Regions from separate parts of the Homo sapiens genome. Here region 1 is linked to region 2. The links are chromatin contacts, found by Hi-C or POLR2A ChIA-PET in ENCODE. All regions are on one chromosome and are shown on one strand. Each heading gives the region's core, a stretch centred on a gene start or an enhancer-like site at or near the end of the contact. The rest is flanking DNA. Distances are from core to core; before and after follow the strand shown. Region 1 overlaps PRKCB (protein kinase C beta). Region 2 has its middle 28 kb from the start of PRKCB.

Region 1 (3,870 bases), core at 1,081-3,580, 140 kb after region 2:
AGAGATGAAGAATGATTGGGGCACAGGAATCTTCTTGCTTTGGGGCCTAAACGACATCTCCAGGGAATGGCTACTCATTGGGCACATATGAGCCAGGCACTGTGCCAAGAGCTAATGGGAGACACTTGTCATTCTTTCTGGCCACACACTCTGGAGCCGCTTTTTTTTTTTTTTTTTTTAATATTTGTGAATTCGCCACCTCATAAACCCATGTCTCTTTAATGCACAACTCAGAAACCCACTCGCCCAACCTCCCTTGCAGCTAGAGCACAGACATGTGACCTAGGATCTGTCAATCAGGTGAGTCCTTGCTGGACTCTGAATTGGTGGCTAGAAGCAGCAGACACTGTGTTTGATCTGTTCTGGAGGGGGAGGTGTTAAGTATGTCCAGACTGCAGAGTCAGCTATGGTGGGGCTTCTAGCAAGATCTGTCCCTTGTGAATGTTGAATATTCACAGCATCTGTAGTGCAGATTGCCTGGTCTGGACTCTGGAGTGGTGGCAGCGGGTTCTGTACTGTGGTCAAGATGTTTCTTCTGGCTTTCTAAATGTGTCCTAATTGGATTCTCAGGGCCTCCCAAAGCTTGTCTTTCCTGGTTAAACTGGTTAGAGTGGGCTTCCATGTTTATAAATAAGAATCTTGACTGCTTACAACACTTTATGTGTGTTATCTCATTGAATTCTTTTTTTAATTTTTGAGATGGAGTCTTGCTCTGTTGCCCAGGCTGGAGTGCAGTGGTGCGATCTTGGCTCACTGCAACCTCCACCTCCAGGGTTCAAGCGAGTCTCATGCCGCAGCCTCCCAGGTAGCTGGGATTACAGGCACACAGCACCATGCCTGGCTAATTTTTGTATTTTTAGTAGAGACTAATAAGGTTCACCATGTTGGCCAGGCTGGTCTCAAACTCCTGACCTCAAGTGATCCACCTGCCTTGGCCTCCCAAAGTGCTGGGATTACAGGTGTGAGCCACCGTGCCTGGCCCTCCTTGAATTCTCACAGTAACCTAGTGAGGTAGGTGTTATTATCCTCTTCTTGTAACTGAAGAAACTGAGTCAAGAAGAGATGAACTAACTTGCTCAAGGTTCCACTGTCGATAAGTGGAGGCCCAGGATTTGAGTCCAGATCCTCTGGTTCCAAAGCACACATTCTTAACCACCATGCATCTCCTGTCAGAGATTTGTGGGTGTGGAAAGGTCCTTGCAAATCACTTGTCAGTAGTACAGGGTTTCATGAGATCTACACCTGGGCTGGGCACGCCTGTTGGTTTTTTACTGACAACGCATAATTTTTCGAGGAGTGGTAATCAGAGGCAACCGTTCTAGTGACAGTGATTCAGGCGTAAACACTTGGCTTTGGCCCAGAGGTTGCACTGTGTGAGACCACAGGTGAACACTAGAATGTTTACACTCTTCCGGAGTCTGTAGGTGGATGCCAGGGACAGAGAATGAGATTGTAACCCAGAGAAAGAAAGAAAAGAAAGAACGAACAAACAAAAGAAAGAAAGAACGAACGAATGGACAAAAGAAAGAACGAATGAAAGAAAGGGCCAGCCCCTGGGGCCTCCTTAGATAAGGAAGAGAAAGGAGACCTTGCCTCAAGCTCAGAAACTGGTTAAAACACGAGCCCAGTCACCTAGTGATAAGCAGTGCTTGGTTCTATTAACTCTGACAACATAGTACTATCTTGGGCAGAGCTCTTTGGAGAAGCAGGTTGGCTAACTGGCCAACCTCAGTTGATTCTCATGGTCTTGGAACTTTCCTGGGGGTCCAACTTCCTCCGTTCTGCCCCTCTTTTTTCTCTACCTTCTATCGTTTTATTCTTTGTCTCCTTTATTTTTCTTCAACAAATATTTTTGAGCACCTATTGTTAACAATTCAACCAATATTTATTGGGTGTTTGCTCGGTGCCACTTACAGTTCTAAGTGCTGGAGATACAGCAGTGAACTAGCCAGACAAGCTGTCATAGAGTTTCCAATTTAGTGGCAGTGGGGTAGTCCAGTAGGCATGAAGCCAGGCAGGTACCAGTTGTTGAGGTGGTGGTAGTTCCACCCAGTACTAGGAAGATAACATTCTTATCCCCATTTTACAGATGAAGACACTGAGGCAAGAGAGCTTAAATTAATTGCCTGAGGTCTCACAGGTAGGCTGGGATCTCTGTGAGATCTAGGAGTGCCAGAGCCACTTGGGTCCAGCCACCCACACCTCTTCCCTGTGCCTCAGGCTGGGATGACACCCAGAGCCTCTCCTTTCTCCCTCACCTGGGCCCAGAGACCACCTCCTTCCCTCTCCTTGCATTGCTGCTGCCCATGCTAACCGAAGGAGCCTCGCCGTGGGGCGGATGTGGCCTCCCCAGTGGCCCACTTCCTCCTGCTTCTGCCAACAGCAGCATTGGCCCCTATGATTTGAATTTTTTTTTTTTTTTTTTTTTTTTTTCTGTTGATCCCTCTAGCGGCACCAGATGTGGGTGGGGTGGAGGGTGGGTACACCCACACTCCCTTAAGCCTGGAAGTAACCTAGGTTCCAGACTCTGTGTGTCCCTGAATGGTAATAGTGACTCTCTTCTTAGCTGTCTGTCCCACTGGGTCCTCCCACTCCCCAACTGGTGCTCCTGCTTTTCCTCAGAATGGGGGACATAAATCTCCTTCTAGTCCCAACCCATTGTCAGGCAGGGCTTCCTCCTGGAGGGCTGACTTCCCAGGACTGGGCCAGCTAAAAGCTAAGCAGTATGGGTAAGAGCACGGGGTTCTGGAGTCAGACAGACCTAAGTTCAAACCCCAGTACTGCCGTGGACAAGCTGTGTGGCCTCAGACAAGTTGATTAACCTCTCTGAGTTCCTTTTAAAATAGGCTGAGGTCTGTAGGGATAAGGTACCTGAGGTCTTAGTGCCTGGCACAGAGTAAACCCACGTGTTGGCTGTTTCCATTATTGGGTAGAACAGAGGGGCCTCCTGGCATCAGTGGGCATTTTGGGCCTGCTGCTGTCTTGTCTATCTAGGCCTTGGTTTTGCCTTTCAGGCTGGTGCCTCTTTGCAGTTTCACTTTAGCAAGTGAAACTTTATTTTTCCTGTTTCTCCTGATCTGTTTCCTCCTTATTTTCCATAGTGAATAATCACACATAAGCCTTTCTTTTCTCAGGGCAAGGTTGCTGTCTGTGAAGGAGTGGAATGCCTGAGCATCCCTGGTAGGAAAGGAAGAGTGACCAGCATCAATGGGGTACTCTATTCCCTGAGTAGCAAGCCCTCTTCCCGCCTTGTCCCTGGCTCCCACACCTGTTATCCTGCCGGCAGTCATCTCCAGTATCCCAGAGGAGCCATAGGGATGGGTGTTTGAATATAAGAACACTCTGCAGCTCAGATATGCGGCATTACTTTTCCTGTTTGACTCAGTTCTGCAGAGGGTTGCTGAGTGACTGTCATGTGCAAAGCACGTGGGAGGAAAGATGAATAATGAGAGCAATCGAATGCCCATTCCCTTGCATCCAGGGTGCTCTACTAGACCTGCGTTCTTCCATCATTCTTTCAGCCCACGTGGTTGCCAATACTGGGAGTTATCAGTCTTTTCCATTTTTGCCAATCTAATGGATAAAATATCTTGTATTAATTTGCATTTCCCAGATATTCATGAGATTAGGCATACGCTTTTTGGGCACTTGTATTTTTTTCTCTGGGAATTCCCTCTTCGTATTACTTTGTCAATTTTTCTAGTGGCTTTTTTATTTGAGACAGGGTCTTCCTCTGTCACCCAGGCTGGGGTACAGTGTCCAGATCACAGCTCACTGTAACCTCAACTCCAGTGATCTTCCCACCTTAGCCTCCCTAGTAAATGGGACTACAGGCACACACCACTATGCCAGGCTTTTTTTTTTTTTTTT
Region 2 (4,023 bases), core at 415-2,914:
TGAACCACCACTCCCGGCTCTCCTAATATTTTTTATTTGAATATTTTCTAGAAAAATAACATCGTAAAATTCAGAGTAACAAAATGTATACAATGAACACCTAATTTCTCTCTTACTTTCACCCAAGAAACAATTACAATTAATGTTCTCTTATGTAAATTCCTTGTGATATGATCTTTGTAGTGTCTCTATGTGTGTGTCTCTATCTCAATCTCTAACTCTGGATATCATCCTCCATTCTTTTTACACAAGTGGGTATGTCACCTACAGACTTTTATGTCCCCAGTGCTACAACTTGTAAATTGCTTAATGTCAGAGCCCATAAAAATCTACCTCATTTAAAAAAATGGCTGTGTAGCATTCTTCTGTGGAAGTTCTGTAATATAACAAACACTCTCCCATTGAGTGGGAAACATTGTTTCTCATCTTTTGCTACTATTAATAATGTCAAAAGAAATAACTTTGAGCAAATATCTTTACTCAGATTCCAGCTTATGTCTAGGATAAATTCTCAAAACTAGAGTTCCTGGGTCAAAGGATTTTTTTTTCTTCCTCATTTCTAATTTTTGATAGCTATTTCAGAATCTCCTTCCAAAGAAGTTGTACCAGTTTATGCTCACACCAACAATGTGTGAAGCTGGATTTTTTTTTTTTTTTAAGACAGGGTCTCACTCTGTCACCCAGGCTGGAGTGCAGTGGTTCGATCTCGGCTTCCAGGCTCAAGCTATTCTCCTGCCTCATCCTCCTGAGTAGCTGGGATTACAGGCATGTGTCACCACACCTGGCTAATTTTTGTATTTTTTGTTTTAGTAGAGACAGGGTTTAGTTATGTTGGCCAGGCTGGTCTCAAACTCCTGGCCTCAAGTGATCTGCCTGCTTTGGCCTCCCAAAGTTCTGGGATTACAGACATGAGCCACCACACCTGGCCAGAAGCTGAAGCTGGTTTTTTTTTTTTTTTTTTTTTTGAGATGGAGTTTCACTCTTGTCGCCCAGGCTGTGAACTCAGCTCACCGCAACCTCCGCCTCCCGGGTTCAAGTGATTCTAGTGCCTCAGCCTCCCTAGTAGCTGGGACTACAGATGTGAGCCACCACATCCAACTAATTTTTGTATTTTTAGTAGGGACGGGGTTTTACCATGTTGGCCAGGCTTGTCTCGAACTCCTGACCTCAGGTGATCTGCCCGCCTCAGCCTCCCAAAGTGAAGACATTTATTTATATAAATGAAGAAAGTATACAGATAAATTACACAAACACAAATTAGAGAAACTTTGATCTCTCTCTTCTACTTACTAAATTAGCAACAACAGGTAATACCCCTGCCCAAGTGGTGATGCTATAAAATGTTACAGCTCTTTGGGAATACAATAAGGCAAACATAAGCCATACAATTGTTCATATTATTCTATTTAATAATCCCACTCCCATGAATTTATCCTAATAAAATTAAAAACTACTTAAGTATTCAGTAATACTGATGCCCTCTGTTGATGAATCCATTTTCGCCCCCACTTATTTGAAATACCACTTTTATCTTATTTAGGGGTTCAATGACATGGATACTCACAGAAAGTCTTGGGTAACTGAACTCTGAGATCCTGTTCATTTTTATTGCTGACATTTTTGTCTTTCAGATGGTAAAGGAAGTATCTAGAGGAACTGTTGCCTTGGGCCAAATTCTGGCCAACCAGGTGGAACAAGCTGGTGAGGGGAAGTGACAAGGACCTTAGTAGAAAGTGACTGTGTGGGTCTAGACACCCTGTCTGCCTCCTACCACTTTGGTTAACCCTCCAGCTCTTTCCAGCTTAGCTGGGAACATCCCTTGTGGTCAGTATCCTTGACAGCCTAGCACTGTCTCTAATAACAGAAAGTTTGACCAATGAGTTCCCCAAATGTGCCCTCCTTTCTCTTGTCTCCACGTTTTTGCCTCTGCCCTTCCCTTTGCCTGCAATATTTTCCCTCACTTTTAGCCTAGCTAACTCTTCAGCCTTCACATCTGTTTAAAGGTTACCTGCAATGTGAAGGAGATAACATGCTAAGCTAGACACTCCATAATACCTTCTATTTTCTTCTTCTTCTTTTTTTTTTTTTCTTGAGACAGTCTCACTCTGTCACCCAGGCTGTAGTGCAGTGGTATGATCTTGGCTCACTGCAACTTCTGCCTCCTAGGTTCAAGTGATTCTCCTGCCTCAGCCTCCCAAGTAGCTGAGACTATAGGCACCCACCACCACGCCTGGCTAATTTTTGTATTTTTAGTAGAGACAAAATCTCCTGTTGCCCAGGCTGGTCTCGAACTCCTGACCTCAGGTGATCCACTTGCCTCAGCCTCCCAAAGTGCTGAGATTACAGGTGTGAGCCACAGCGCCTGGCCTGCTTCTATTTTCTTAATGGTCTCTATCCAAGATGGATGGGGTGCAGGCAAGAAAGCCACTCAAATTCCAGGGGCCTGATGATCTGGAAAGTGGGCTGAGGTAAATCCCAAGTAAATACTTTCCATTTCCTGTTTGCCTCAGGACTAGAACCAGCTACATAAAAGCCCAATACAAAATGAAACCGTGCTGGGCACAGTGGCTCATGCTTGTAATCCCAGCATTTTGGGAGGCCCAGGCGGGAAGATCACCTGAGGCAAGGAGTTCGAGACCAGCCTGGGTAGCACAGTGAAACCTCCATCTGTACAAAAAATTAAAAAAATCAGCTGGACATTGTGGCATGCACCTGTAGTTCCAGCTACTCATGGGGCTGAGGTGGGAGGATTGCTTAAGCTTGTGAGGTTGAGGCTGCTGTGAGCCAAGATTGCACCACTGCACTCCATCCTGGGCAACAGAGCGAGACCCTTTAAAAAAAAAAGAAAGAAAATGAAAAGAAAGAAAGAAAAAGCCACGCTTCTTTGAGGTGTCATGGAAGTCTAGCTGAAGATTTGTGGAAGTAGGAAATATTTAGTGAACAAAGTCTCCAATGAGATAAGCATGAGTTCCAGAGCCAGAGGCAAGGATAGCACGGAACAGGATTTGGAGTTGGAGGGATACTTCTTTAGACCCTTCTGTGTGACTATCAGGACTGGATGAAGATATTTAGAATCACAAAGAGCTATCTTCATATATGATAAAAACGCCAACAGTGGGGAGAGCATTAGGGAAAAGAGCTAATGCATGCTGGGCTTAATACCTAGGTGATGAGTTGACAGGTGCAGCAAACCACCATGACACACCTTTACCTATGTAACAAAACTGCATGTCCTGCACCTGCACCGTGGAACTTAAAAAGAAAAAAAAACCAGCCAGGTGCGGTGGCTCACACCTGTAATCCCAGCACTTTGGGGGGCCGAGGCCGGTGGATCACCTGAGGTCAGGAGTTCAAGACCAGCCTGACCAACATTGCGAAACTTCGTCTCTACTAAAAATACAAAAATTTGCCGGGCATGGTGGTGGGCACCTGTAATCCCAGCTACTCGGGAGGCTGAGGCAGGAGAATCGCTTGAACCTGGGAGGCGGAGGTTGCAGTGAGCTGAGATCGCGCCATCGTACTCCAGCCTGGGTGACAGAGTGACCCTGTCTCAAAAAAAAGAAAAGAAAAAAAAAAGAAAAGAAACATCAACCGTAAGTCATAAAGGATGGATAGCACACAAAAGACATGCTTCTCACCCCCTCTTAGGTCTGCTTTTTTACTCTAGCCAACACTGTGGTGCCTGGGTGTGCACAGCCATAAACGGGGAGCATCTCCCTTTGGTTGCATTGTGTATCTTTCATTCTCTGTCTCCGGGCTTTTCTGCTTTCTCCAGATGGTAGGACTGTAGGAATCTGCATGAATGAACCACACTGACTCATTCACACACCTGGAAAGGCAAGGGAGCTAACAGCCCATGCAGCAACCCTTGACAGATGAAGGAGGCCTCCATGGATAAATTGCTCTTCTCTGGAGCCTCCTGTTTGGAGAGGATTCACCATCATTCCTCTAAGGACCTCAGCAGGACTGAGCCGCAGCTGCCCATGGTGGCAACCAGCTCAATAACGTATCCGTGGATCCGTG

What was found. Hi-C counts contacts between places; a loop is a spot of excess contacts on that map. ChIA-PET counts read pairs that join two places held with the same protein, here RNA polymerase II (POLR2A). Pooled maps may share reads with other maps.
Region 1: a map of K562 shows a loop between it and region 2 (4-fold over the local background). The contact joins two enhancer-like sites. A Hi-C loop is called at or near these places in 3 of 168 maps with a recorded cell type or tissue (K562, naive thymus-derived CD4-positive, alpha-beta T cell and natural killer cell), 7 of 37 single-sample maps with no recorded cell type and 8 of 50 pooled maps. POLR2A ChIA-PET finds 5 or more read pairs at or near these places in 4 of 52 experiments (B cell, CD4-positive, alpha-beta T cell, CD4-positive, alpha-beta memory T cell and 1 more).

The regions. Positions count from the first base shown.
Region 1 is chr16:23,947,726-23,951,595 of GRCh38, forward strand. The region is part of intron 2 of PRKCB (protein kinase C beta); the gene reads left to right. Among named protein-coding and RNA genes, the nearest start is that of PRKCB, 110 kb to the left of the region's middle. Within about 2 kb of position 2,331, at least 9 of the 41 ENCODE cell types and tissues checked have a DNase peak (open chromatin) inside an H3K27ac peak, as active enhancers do; they include B cell, where a contact is called at or near this core.
Region 2 is chr16:23,805,492-23,809,514 of GRCh38, forward strand. No RefSeq gene overlaps it. Among named protein-coding and RNA genes, the nearest start is that of PRKCB, 28 kb to the right of the region's middle. Within about 2 kb of position 1,665, at least 3 of the 41 ENCODE cell types and tissues checked have a DNase peak (open chromatin) inside an H3K27ac peak, as active enhancers do; they include B cell, where a contact is called at or near this core.